Linked DNA regions of Homo sapiens: regions 1 and 2 are each linked to region 3. Evidence: chromatin contacts called from ENCODE Hi-C or POLR2A ChIA-PET data. All regions are on one chromosome and are shown on one strand. The core of a region is the stretch at or near the end of the contact, and the rest is flanking DNA. Distances in the headings are between cores, read along the strand shown.

Region 1 (4,424 bases), core at 1,124-3,623, 4.7 Mb after region 3:
CGAGAAATAAAAAAATCAGCAAGCCTGGTGGCATGGACCCGTGGTCCCAACTGCACAGGACCTGAGGTAGGAGGATTGCTTCAGACCAGGAGGCCAAGGCTGCAGTGAGCCATAAAGAAAAGAAAAGATTACTAACTAAAAGTAAGTCCTTGATATCAGCCAGATGACACTAAATCCCATCCATTCCCCTGAGCTCACAGGGGGGCTGCCTAGACTCCAGAAAAAAGGCTGTGCCTAGTCCTAGACTCTGGCATGCAGGAGGTCAGAAGGCTGAATTCTCCACTAAACTCAAAAGTATAACCAGTCCAGACTGGGTGTGGTGGCCCGTGCCTGTAATCCCAGCACTTTGGGAGGCCGAGGCGGGCAGATCACCTGAGGTCAGGAGTTCGGGACGAGCCTGGCCACATGGTGAAACCCCATCCCTACTAAAAACACAAAAATTAGCTGGGCGTGGTGGCACATTCGTATAATCCCCGCTACTCGGGAGGCAGAGGCAGGAGAATCGCTTGAACCTTGGTGGGGCAGAGGTTGTAGTAAGCCGAGATCGTGTCATTGTACTTCAGCCCGGGCAACAAGAGTAAGACTCTGTCTCAAAAAAAAAAAAAAAAAAAAAGTATGTGGCCGGGTGCGGTGGCTCACGCCTGTAATCCCAGCACTTTGGGAGGCTGAGGCGGGCAGATCATGAGGTCAGTAGTTCAAGACCAGCCTGGCCAACATGGTGAAATTGCGACTCTACTAAAAATACAAAAAGTAGCTGGGCGTGGTGGCATGTGCCTGTAATACCAGCTACTTGGGAGGCGGAGGCAGGAGAATTGCTTGAACCTGGGAGGCGGAGGTTGCAGTGAGCCATGATCGCACCACTGCACTCTAGTCTGGGTGACAGAGCAAGACTCCGTCTCAAAAAAAAAAAAAAAAAAAAAAAGTAGCCCTCTCTAAGTCTTAATTCCTTCATCTGTAAAAACAGAATAATGACTTATGTTAGAGATGCTGTGAAGAGCCCAGGGAATAACAAGTGCTGTCTGCATACCACATAACCTGTCCGCTCTCAAAGGTGGCTGGGCTGATGATGTCTGGAAGAAGAAGGCTGGGAGAAATGCTGGTTCCCAAAGTGGTCAGTACCAAGGCCACCTAGTCCAACCCTTGCCCCTAGGCCTGTGGTTCCTTTGGGGCAGATTCCAGTCTCGCCACCACCCAGCCAGGGGAGTCTGTGTTGAATGGGCCATGTCCTGGAAGTATGAAAGGCTCAGCCCTCTGAGCTGCTGGATGGCTCTGTCCTGTACCCGCCAGTCCATAAATGGTCAGCAGAGCACATGGCCCACCTACCCGAGCCAAAGGAGTTGGGAAAAATCTGTCTGGGTGGCCCCCTCATCCTCTCAACACACAGGCCTAGAGGGAAAAGGGTACTGTCTAATGCCAGTCAGTGCTGTCCTGAGCTCAGCTGCTAAGAATAGCAGGGAGTGAGGTGGTGGTAACCAGCAGGACTCAGGCAGAACAGAGGCCCATTACACACCTGGCTGCCCACAGGCTGCCACCACCTGCTCTTCCACCTTTCATGCCAGTTCCTACCCTACTCATCCACACAGACAGAAAGCTCTGGAAGGGGACGAAGGTGGCACAAAGCACCCTGACAAAGTAGCCACTACCCAGGCTCAGGGATCACATATTCCCCCAGTGTAAGCCACTCCCAGCCCTGAGCTGTAGGAGCAGAGATGCACAAAGGCCCCTCCCCACTGCTGCTCTGTCCCAGGCCAAGGCCAGGTGGTGGCTATGCAGTCGGGGTGCTCAGCTAGTAGCATAGAAGGCTAAAGCCAACCCCATCTCTGAATACCCCAGTGGACCAAGGATAAAGGAGCCTTTCTCAAAAGCAGTTACAGGCCAAGCATGGTGGCTCACACCTGTAGTCTCAGCACTTTGGGAGGCTGAGGTGGGAGAATCACTTGAGCCCAGGGGTTTGAGACCAGCCTGGGTGCCACAGTAAGACCCTGCCTCTTAAAAAAAAAAAAAAATTTAGCTGGGTGCTGTGGCATGTGCTTGTGGTCCCAGCTATGTGGGAGGCTGAGGTGGGAGGATTCCTTGAGCCTGGAACTTTGAGGTTGCAGTGAGCTATGACTGGGACATAGCGAGACCCTGCCTCAAAAGAAAACAGTTCTTAACAAGCCCACACTTGGAGTGGCTACTCTTGTACCTGACCCCCAAAGTCGTGTGCCTGATCCTGAGAGCAGACTGCACATATCTGTGGGCAGTCGGCCTGAGACAGCCACCACTGAGTGCCTACAGCACGGCCCATTTGGCCAAGACCAGCAACTTCCCTGACCTTTTTGGATCTCCTAGGTCCCAGTTCAGGGCCCTGAATCCCCACAACCACTGACTGACGGCCCTACCACCTGCTGTCTCTCCTGGCGGCCACAGCAGCAGCAGCAGCAGCAGGACCATCTCTGGTATCACATGAGGTAGGGATCAGATGGCTCTGAGAACAGGCCAGGACTGAGTATGGGGTGGGGGTGGGCAGGAACTCTCTGCAAGCAGGCACTTTCTGACCACCACAATTGCTTAAATAGAACAGGTAATGATGCTGCCTTTTGGACCTGCCTAAAGAGCAGAAGTCGTAAAAGACAGAACAGCTAAGGCTGATAAGGGGGTGAGAGACAGGGACAACCGTGCCTCACTGCAGGGACGGAGAACCTACTTGATCCTTTGAAGAAGTAATCTGGCAACAGTCTTAAAAGTGACTGCAGTTCAAACACTCTAGCCACACGACTCCAGCCCTGGGCATCCTCACAGCATTGTTTACAAAGGCAAAAGTCCTTCCAAACTAGGGCACTTGTATGGGCCACAGCAGACCCCCTGGCCCTAAAGATGCTCAGTAAGATACATTGATAATGTGGAAAAATACTCACGGGATAACATTTGATAATAAAAATAGGATGCAAACTTCTGGAAGTGAGGGACATGTCCATTACCTTGATGGTACTGATGGTTTCACGGGTTTTATCTATATGTTAACACTTATCAAATTGTACACTTTAAGTGTGTGTAGTTTATTGTATATTAATCATAGCTCAATAAAAATGTTTTAAGAAAAGAACTGAAGGTGACAAATTTTTTTAAAGTTTTCTATACAGCATAATCTGAACTACATACATTATAAGATAAACAGACATGAAGTTAAAAAGCTTCTGCATAGCAAAGTAAACGATCAACAAAGTGAAGAGACAGCCCACAAATGGGAGAAAATATTTGTAAACTACCCATCTGACAAGGGATTAATAACCAGAATATATAAAGAACGCAAACAACTATATAGGAAAAATACTAATAGTTCCATCAAAAGATGGGCAAAAGATACGAACAGACATTTCTCAAAAGAAGACATACAAATAGCAAACAGGCATATGGAAAGGTATTCAACGTCACTGGTCATCAGAGAAATGCAAATCAAAACTACAATGAGATATCATCTCACCCCAGTTAAAATGGCTTTTATCCAAAAGACAGGCAACAACAAATGCTGGCGAGGTTGTGGAACCCCTGTACGCTGTTAGTGGAAATGTAAATTATAATAGTGCAATCACTATCGAGAACAGTTTGGAGGTTCCTGAAAAAACTAAAAATTGATCAGGTGTGGTGGCTCATGCCTGTAATCTCAGCACTTTGGGACGTCGAGGTGGGAGGATGACCTGAGGCTAGGAGTTCGAGACCAGCCTGGCCAACACAGCGAAACCCCATCTGTACTAAAAATACCAAAATTAACTGGGCGTGGTGGTGTGTGCCTATAATCCCAGCTACACGGGAGGCTGAGGCAGGAGAATTGCTAGAACTCGGGAGGCAGAGGTTGCAGTGAGCCAAGATCATGCCACTGCACTCCAGCCTGGGCAACAAGAGCAAAACTCCTTCTCAAAAAAAAAAAAAAAAAAAAAAAAAAAAGGCCAGGCACACTGGCTCACGCCTGTAATCCCAGCACTTTGGGAGGCCGAGGCGGGTGGATCACGAGCTCAGGAGATCAAGACCATCCTTGCTAACACGGTGAAACCCCGTCTCTACTAAAAAGACAAAAAATTAGCTGGACCTGGTGGCGGGCGCCTGTAGTCCCAGCTACTTGGGAGGCTGAGGCCCAAGAATTGCGTGAACCTGGGAGGCGGAGCTTGCAGTGAGCTGAGATTGCGCCCCTGCGCTCCAGCCTGTGCAACAGAGCAAGACTCTGTCTCAAAAAAAAAAAAATTTTTTCAAAAAGAAAAAACTAAACTAAAAATTGAGCTACCATATGATCCAGCAATCCCACTGCTGGGTATATACCTGAAAGAAGGGAAATCAGTATATCGAAGAGATATATACCTCAAAGAAGGGAAATCAGTATATCGAAGAGATATCTGCATTCCCATGTTTGTTGCAGCACTGTTCACAATAGCCAAGATTTGGAAGCAATC
Region 2 (4,327 bases), core at 1,733-4,232, 3.5 Mb after region 3:
GTTCACCCTAAACAGGGGTTTCTGCTCCCCAGGTCCGCCTCGGAACCCCTGCAACCCTCATTGAGAACGCCAGTGTTTAACAGCGAGTCGTTTCCATAGCAACCGACAGGGTGTCACAGACACAGGATTATGACTTCACGGCGTGGGGATTCCGGAGAAGGGGGTGGGGCGGCGCCCCCCCTCGCTTCCCCGCCCCCCGGCAAGCCCCGCTCCTCACCCAAGCCGCGGGGGAGGAGCCCTCTTCTTTCCCGCCCGGCCCCGGCCCCCAGCAGGACCCCTCCCGCTCAGCTGCTACAGTGGGCACGAAGAGGGGCATGGCTTTCGGCCGCGCTCCCCAGCCTCGCGGGGGGCAGACGACGGCGGGCGGGGCGCGCAGAGTACACTCGACCCCCGGCGGCCGGGAGCGATCACGCGCACGCCGCGCGGGCCCGGGGGCGGGGGCGGGGCGCGCGGTCCCCGCCAGGGCCCAAGTCCCACCTTCGGGGGCGGTGCCTGGCCCGGGGAGTGTCAGGAAGAGGAAGAGCGCGGCCGGCGGCGCTGCGCTGAGAGCAGGGGCCCGGCCAAGGCGAGTGCCGCGCGGGCCACCATGGCCACGGACGAGCTGGCCACCAAGCTGAGCCGGCGGCTGCAGATGGAGGGCGAGGGCGGCGGCGAGACCCCGGAGCAGCCCGGGCTGAACGGGGCAGCGGCGGCGGCGGCGGGGGCACCCGACGAGGCGGCCGAGGCGCTGGGCAGCGCGGACTGCGAGCTGAGCGCCAAGCTGCTGCGGCGCGCAGACCTCAACCAGGGCATCGGCGAGCCCCAGTCGCCCAGCCGCCGCGTCTTCAACCCCTACACCGAGTTCAAGGAGTTCTCCAGGAAGCAGATCAAGGACATGGAGAAGATGTTCAAGCAGTAAGTGCCCGCGCGACCCGGCCCCCCGCCCGCCCCGCGACCCGGTCTCGGGCCCCGAACCCCCCGATCCCCGGATCCCGCTCCGCCCCGGGAGCCTGCCGTCAGCCAAGCTTCCCCGAACCCAGACGCACCGGGGTTGGGGACCCGGCGGCCCCTTCCAGATCGAGACCCGGCATCTCACCGCGCACGTTAGTCTGGGGGACCCCCGGCCCCTGGCACGCGGCGGAGACTCGTATTTGTGCTGCCTCCGGTACACCATAGACGCGTCCACAGAGTGGGGGACCCCAGGCTTCCTTCCAGATAATCGCCAGGCCCCGCGAGCCCCACCCCCACCACCACACGTGTGGGTCCCGGGCCCTCCGCGCTGTTAGTGGGGCTTCTCCACCACCCCACACCGCACACACCGAGGCTGAGGACCCAGCGGCCTTCCTTCCCCGATCCCAGCTACTCGCGTTCCCCACCCCCACCCCAACACACGCTGGCCAAAGATACCCACCCCAGTGCCCCTCGACACCACATGCCAACCACATTCCCTCCCTTAAGGTCTTTTCGTTTCCTCTGCGATCTCAGGTCTCCCTCAAGGTGGGTTCTGGGCAGGGATCCCCCCAACTTCCTCTCCAGTTACTTAGCGTCTACCAGCAAACTGGGGGCAAAGACTTGCCCTTTCCATCCCCACCCACTCATTAGCCAGGACCCAAATCCTTCACTCACAAGTGGTCTCCTTAGGAAGGGACCCCTCGGCCCCTGTTGCCCCTCTGGTGTAAACCTCACTCCAGTCGTCCCTGTGGGCCGAGTCCCCTCCGGGTTTGGAAGGCCTCCCTCCCGCTCCTGCCCGCCCCACCCCCGTGCACCCAGCAGCTTGCAGTCACCGCTCCCCTGCTTCTGTCGCAAGGCCCCCCATCTCTCCTCCCCACTCCGTATATCCCCTTCCCTCCCCACAGGGACCCCCCATGTCCCACACCCACCCTGGTCAAAAGGGGCCCCTTCCTATGTGACTTGCCCTGTTACCCCCACCCCTACCCTTTATTCCATCAGATCCACACTGTGTGCCCTCACCAGGGTGGATGGGCACCCCCAGGCGTGTGGGCTCATCCCCCTGTCCCCCCACAAAAACAATCTTAATGTCTCTGTGGAGGGGCTAGGGAGAGAGGGCCCAGCTCCCTCCGGCCCATCCCTGGGTCCCACTCTGTTGGGTCTAAGATGCACAGCCACTCTCTCCCAGCCATGTGTGTGCCCAGGGGATGGGGAAGGTGCCAGTGCCCCTCCCTTTGGTAGCTTTCCCCACCTCCTGTTCCCTGTCCCCCTGCCCCTGGCTCCTGGAGAGGGAACAGCCTCGTTCCACGATCTGGGTGCTGGTCTGGAGTGGTTCTGGAAGGGGATAGAACTGGCCTGAGGCTGAGTCTTGGGGGTGAGCCAGGAGGTCTAGCCCCACCTGGCACAGGCAGCCCAGGGCTGAGGGAGGGATGCGGCAAGGCCGGCTCCCGCTTGGCTGGGCAGGAGGTGGGGGCAGACCAGGGGTGTCAGCCTCAGCCACATGCAGCTGTCAGTGCCCCAACATCAAGCCGGAAGCCCAGGAAGGGGCGTTTTGCAACTGCACTGTTTGAGAAAGGCTCTGACCCTACTCACCACAGCTTGCAGCAGCTTCTGCATTTGGCCCCAAGGCAGGGGGAAGGATTTCTGGTTCCCAGTTGCGGGTGGCTGAGGAGTCCCATACTTTCCCAAGGTCCTTCTGGGGGAAAATCAAGTCCTTGACCCCCGGCCCCTCTGAACCTCTTTGAGAAAGTCCCAGGGCCCAGAACCTCTTCAAGAAAGTCCCAGGGCGCCCACGTCCTTGGCTCCACGGTGTTTGGTTGGAGTTCTTCTAAAGTTTCTTCCCAGCAGAAGACTGGCGAGATTGGGAGAGCAGGATTTCCAGGATTCCTGGAAGAGTAACGTGAATGCTCCTGGGTGGGCAGACGCAGGGGTGGGTATGGATCACTGTCTGTCACTGCCCCCATCGGGCAGTGCAGAGCTGATTCAGACACCACGGAGATCCCTGTGCTGATAGTGCTGAGGCGCTCACCAGGTCCCTCAAACAGCCCTGTGACACAGAGCTCTTCGTCACCTTTGTGCAGACAAAGGGTGTTAAATAACTCGCCAAGACCACACAGCTAGAAAATGATAGAGCCAGGACTGAAACCCAGGTCTGTGACTCCAAATCCCGGGCTCTTCCCCTTCCGGGTTTCCCATCACAGACATCTACTTTCATGTTGGAAAACCTTCTCCAACACCCGCTTCCGTGTTCGTGGCGGATTGTCCATTCATGTCCCCAACCCCAGCCCCCGTCTCTCCTTTCCCCCAGAGCCTGCCTTCTCCTGGGCTTCCACAGCTTCCCTGCCACTGGCCACCAAAACAAAGATGGAGCTGTTCTGGGAGAACCCAGACACTTCAAATGAGCGGGACTTGGGAGGCTGCAGTGTGGTTGGAAGTGGCATGCAGCTGAGGGAACAGTCTGGAAGCTTCATTTGCGCAGCAAACTCACTTTTTTTTACATAGGCTGTTTCTGGTCTAGTTTGATGAGAGGTACTCTGAGGGCGACTGAGGGGAGCTGGACCCCTCCAAGCTACCCCTTGGCACCTGCACTTCTTGCCAGGGTTCTAGGAGGGCTGATGGGGCAGGCAGGGGCCAGGAAGCTGGACCTCTAGGGAAGCAAGTGCTGCCTGCCAGGGCCCGGGTGAGGGTGGAAAGCTGCAGATTGTGTATTCAAGGAAACAACGCTTCACTGTGCCAACCGAGCCCAACCCCGCCGCCAACAGACGGGCTCTCGTGGAAGACAAACCCCCGTTCTGCTTCCGCTGTCCGAGTGGGGCTGCAGCCTCCTGGGTCCAAGCAGGGTCCTAGGATCAAAGCCAGGGCATCAGAGCCAGGGCTCTGGGGAGAGCAGAGGGCAGAGAGGAGGGGAGCCTGCCCTCCTGGGAAGCCAGTCACTAGAGCAGGAGGCAGGAGACCATGAGGTCAGCAGGAGAATGGGAGCCAGCCTTTCCTTGGGGGCCAGGAGCGAGGAACCTGGGCTTCCATCCTAGTCTGCTTGTCCTCCCTGGGCCTCAGTCTACCCACCTGTAAAAGGGGCAGGCTATCCCTCATGACCCCCAAAGGTCCTTCAGCCCTGACCTGCGTATGTCTGAGGGGTCCTGAGCCCTTCTGGATATTGGAACTGCCTTCCAGGGCCTTCTGGTCCACCCCTCCGTGTTGATTCAGCAGGTACTTCCTGAGGCTGGAGATCGAGGGGGAAGAGAGGGGATGGGGGAAGATAGACAGACTGTCAGCCATCACTGGTCTCACACCTAGAGTCATTCAGGTTCCTCCTGAGAGAGACCTGAAGGGTTGACTCCAACCCCTCTCCCCATTTGACAGAAGAGGGAACCAAGACCCAGAAAGATGTGGCGGTGACTTG
Region 3 (4,388 bases), core at 1,681-4,180:
TGCTCTCACCTCGGGGTTTTCCTTTTTGCGCCATCCCCGGAGGGCAAGACTCTGTCCAAGCTGAGACAAACGTGGGGGGCGGTGGGGAGACTAGGTCTTCTCCTGCCCCTACCCCAGATCGCAGAGCCCATCTTGGCTGCCGGGACCCGAGGGCGCTCCAGGTTGGCTCCGCGGGTCGCATCACCTGCCAAGTGCTCGGGAGCCGCAGCACGGGCACCAGGGGGGTCCAGGATGGAGGGGCCACGGAGGTCTCCAAGGGAACTGCCCGGGCTGAGATTGGCCAGGGAGGGGGCCAGGAACTAGTGGAGCTACGGAGCCGCCAGTGGATCTGAGGACCCACCTGGATCCGAGGTCGGCCCCTGTCCCCGGTGCTGAAATGCGGGCGCCCGCGGGGTTCACGGCCAGGACTCAGCCCTGGAGTCCCTGAGACCGCTAGCCCCGTAGCAATCCCCTATGTAGGATTTGTTTCAAGGGCTCAGACCGGCACAGAGCCCCCCAGCTCTTCCTTGCCTCAGATTCTGTCCTTGGGTGATCAAATCCTGCTTTCTGTCTCCTAAAATTGTCTCTAGCGCTTTCTCTGGGACCACTCTAGTGCCTCTGAGCAGGCATCACAGGCTGGCCCATCGGATCATTATTTGTACTTTGGTCTTATGCTTTATCCCCTCCAAACCAACGGGCTCCCACTCTCAGCTGGGCTGCAGAATTTCCCATCCCCCTGCCTCTAACATTCCTAGGGGACTCTGTTCCTTTCCTCCCTCCTATCCCTTGCTTTCAAGTTAGTTAAAGCTAGACAATGAGGTCGGTGCAATGCGTCTGCATCTGGCAGGGGCAGCCACCTTCCTTGGAAATGGGGAGAGATGGTGCAAGAGAGAAGAGAGCCGGGAGAATAGGGGTGGGGCCCCAGGGCTGAGGCATGCCCTCCTGAGCTACTGCAAACTGCAGCCCCCAAGGGCCCAGGTGACATCATGTAATGGGCCTTAGCAAGACCCCCTTCCACTTCTGGGCCCTTATCTTCCCCTCTCAGCTCCTGACCCCTCCCCAGTCAGATGCCCTTGTTTGTAAGCTCTGCATCTCTCCCCTTCCCTCTCTCTCTTTCCCTCTCTTTTCAATATCATTGTTCTTTTATTCTTCTGATTATAAAAATTACTGTTGGCCAGGCCCTGTGGCTCACGCCTGTAATTCCAGCACTTTGGGAGGCTGAGGTGGGTGGATCACGGGGTCAGGAGATCAAGACCATCCTGGCTAACACGGTGAAACCCTGTCTCTACTAAAAATACAAAAAAATGAGCCGGGCATGGTGGCTGGTGCCTGTAATCCTAGCTACTCAGGAGACTGAGGCAGGAGAATCGCTTGAACCTGGGAGGTGGAGGTTGCAGTGAGCCGAGATAGTGCCACTGCACTCTAGCCTGGACAACAGAGCAAGACTCTGTCTCAAAAAAAAAAAAATTTCACCGGGCGTGGTGGCGAATGCCTGTAATCCCAGCTACTCAGGAGGCTGAGGCAGGAGAATCACTTGAACCCAGGAGGTGGAGGTTGAGCTGAGATTGTACTACTGTACTCCATCCTGAGCGACAGAATGAGACTCTGTCTCAAAAAAAAAAAAAAGTGTGTTTCTTTGCACACATTTTTGTACATTTCTGTTTCCTTAGGATGTATTCCCACATGTGAAATTATTGGCTTGACATATATTAACTGTTAAAATACTTTTGTTAGGCTGGGCGCGGTGGCTCACACCTGTAATCCTAGTACTTTGGGAGGCTGAGGTGGGTGGATCACTTGGGGCCAGGAGTTCAAGACCAGTCTGAGCAACATGGTGAAACCCTGTCTCTACTAAAAATACAAAAATTAGCCAGGCATGGTGGCACACACCTGCAGTCTCAGCTACTCAGGAGACGGAGGCACGAGAACTGCTTGAACCTTGGAGGCAGAAGCTGCAGTGAGCCAAGATCGCACCACTGCACTCCCACCTGGGCAACAGAGAGAAACTGTGTCTCAAAAAACACTTTTTTTAGGGCTCTTGATACATATCATCAAGTGACATTTTAGTAAGATTGGGCCAGTTCCTATTTCTACCTGTGGCATCTGCGTTCCTGTTTCACTGTAACATGGCTGCCTCTGAATTTTATATTTTAAAAGTATTTGCTAATGTAATAGATGGGACGTGACATACAGAGTTGCTTGTATTTGGAGTCCTCTGATTACTAGTAAGACCAAACAGGTTTTCACATATTTATTAGACATGTACATTTCTTCTGGAAAATTTTTCTCTCTACTATCAATGATTTTCTATTGCAGTTTAGTATTGATCCCATTAATTTTTCTTTTTTTTTTTTTCTTAGATACAGGGTTTCACCACATTGCCCAGGTTGGTCTTGAACTCCTGGGCTGAAGCCATCTGCCCTCTTCAGACTCCCAAAGGTCTGGGATTACAAGCGTGAGCCACCGCACCCAGCTTTATCTCATTAATTTGTAAGGCTTTTTGATATAGTACAATTGTTAACCCTTTGGTGTATTGCAAGTATGATTCTGGTGGGAGGCTCACCTTTTTGCTTGATTATTTTTGACACACAGAATTTCAAAATGTCAAATATATTTACGGTAACTTTTTAAAGGCTCGGCATGGTGGCTCACACCTGTAATCCCAGCACTTCAGGAGGCCGAGGCTAGCGGATGGCTTGAGCCCAGGGGTTCAAGACCAGCCTGGGCAACATGGAAAAACCCCGTCTCTGCAAAAAATACAAAAAATTAGCCAGTATGGTGGCATGAGTGCCTCTAGTCCCAGCTACTCAGGAGGCTGTGGTGGGAGAATCACCTGAGCCAGCGAAGTTGAGGCTCCAGTGAGCTATGATCACACCACTGCACTCCAGCCTGGGTGACAGAGCGAACTCCATCTCAAAAAAAAAAAAGAGGCTGGGCACAGTGACTCACGCCTATAGCTGTGCTGGAAGGCCGAGGCGGGAGGATCACCTGAGGTCAGGAATTCGACACCAGCCTGGCCAACATGGTGAAACCCCATCTCTACTAAAAACACAAAAATGAGCCGGGCGTGGTGGCTACTCAAGAGGCTGAGGCAGGAGAATCTCTTGAACTCAGGAGATGCAGGTTGCAGTGAGCCGAGATCACACCACTGCACTCCAACCTGGGTGACAGAGTGAGACTCTGCCAAAAAAAAAAAAAAAAAAAGAATGGCCAGGTGCAGTGCTTCACACCTGTAATCTCAGCACTTTGGGAGGCCGAGGTGGGTGGATCACGAGGTCAGGAGTTTGAGACCAGCCTGACCAACATGGTGAAACCCCGTCTCTACTAAAAATTCAAAAATTAGCCGGGCGTGGTGGCGGGTGCCTGTAATCCCAGCTACTTGGGAGGCTGAGGCAGGAGAATCACTTGAACCCGAGAGGTGGAGGTTGCAGTGAGCCGAGATCACACCACTGTACTCCAGCCTGGGTGACAGAGCGAGACTCCGTCTCAAAAAAAAAAAAAAAAAGAAAGAAAGAAAGAAAAAAGAAAAGAAAAGAAAAAGAAAAATGCTATAATCCTGCTAAAAACTCCCCTGTCTCTGTCTACTTTAGAACGCTGACCATTCCTTTGGAGTTGGTGTTTCCGAATTGTCCATCCTCACACTTTGTGCTTGAATAAACACTCTTTAAATTAGATTCTAACCCTTTTGATGATTTTAGGTTGACATTTTGGTGACCCACAGATGGGACCCAAGGCAAGCCTCCCACAATCCATGCTGCTTTGCCAACATTCTGAGCTTTGGTACCCGCAGGAACAGCTTTCACTCGTCTGACCTCATCAGAGCTAGCGGGGCTTCCTGGCATTTTCTCTTGGGTTTCAAATCTCCCTGGCTTTGGCTGAGATTCAGACTTTATTCAAGTACCCTGATTCCGCAATTCCATGCTCTATGGAGCTGGATTTGAAGCTCTACTTTTAAAAGTAGAAGTTTCAGGCCAGGCATGGTGGCTCATGCCTGTAAACCGAGCACTTTGGGAGGCTGAGGCGGGCAGATCACTTGCGGTCAGGAGTTTGAGACCAGCCTGGCCAACATGGTGAAACCCTGTCTCTACTAAAAATACAAAAATTCCCCAGGCATGATGGCACACATCTGTAATCCCAGCTACTCAGGAGGCTGAGGCAGGAGAATTGCTTGAACCCAGCGGGTTGAAGGTTGCAGTAAGCCAAGATCTTGCCAATGCACTACAGCCTGGGGAACAGAGCGAGACTCCGTCTCAAAAGAAAAAAAAAAAAGTGTGTGCCAGGCGTGGTGGCTCATGCCTGTAATCCCAGCACTCTGGGAGGCCCAGGCAGGTGGATCACCTGAGGTCAGGATCTCGAGACCAGTCTGGCCAACATGGTGAAACCCCGCCTCTACTAAAAATACAAAAATT

Evidence for each region. A loop is a pair of places that touch in the nucleus more often than their neighbours do. ChIA-PET counts read pairs that join two places held with the same protein, here RNA polymerase II (POLR2A). Pooled maps may share reads with other maps.
Region 1: a loop to region 3 is called in a pooled map, with 4 times the contacts of the local background. The contact joins two enhancer-like sites. A Hi-C loop is called at or near these places in 5 of 50 pooled maps. POLR2A ChIA-PET finds 5 or more read pairs at or near these places in 2 of 52 experiments (BJ and naive thymus-derived CD8-positive, alpha-beta T cell).
Region 2: a pooled map shows a loop between it and region 3 (2.4-fold over the local background). The contact joins the promoter of EFHD2-AS1 here to the enhancer-like site in region 3. A Hi-C loop is called at or near these places in 2 of 50 pooled maps. POLR2A ChIA-PET finds 5 or more read pairs at or near these places in 2 of 52 experiments (GM12878 and PC-9).

The regions. Positions count from the first base shown.
Region 1 is chr1:16,636,963-16,641,386 of GRCh38, forward strand. It overlaps the pseudogene CROCCP2. Among named protein-coding and RNA genes, the nearest start is that of NBPF1, 26 kb to the left of the region's middle. RefSeq lists enhancers at 1-101, 1,076-1,967. Within about 2 kb of position 2,374, at least 2 of the 41 ENCODE cell types and tissues checked have a DNase peak (open chromatin) inside an H3K27ac peak, as active enhancers do.
Region 2 is chr1:15,409,386-15,413,712 of GRCh38, forward strand. EFHD2-AS1 (EFHD2 antisense RNA 1) reads right to left here and starts at 2,983. Exons shown (of 4, transcript NR_183705.1): 1 at 2,521-2,983. EFHD2 (EF-hand domain family member D2) reads left to right here and starts at 503. Exons shown (of 4, transcript NM_024329.6): 1 at 503-894. The coding sequence starts at 587. RefSeq lists silencers at 151-750, 2,365-2,414 and an enhancer at 263-1,125.
Region 3 is chr1:11,898,686-11,903,073 of GRCh38, forward strand. No RefSeq gene overlaps it. Among named protein-coding and RNA genes, the nearest start is that of RNU5E-1, 7.3 kb to the right of the region's middle. RefSeq lists an enhancer at 153-704. Within about 2 kb of position 2,931, at least 3 of the 41 ENCODE cell types and tissues checked have a DNase peak (open chromatin) inside an H3K27ac peak, as active enhancers do; they include PC-9, where a contact is called at or near this core.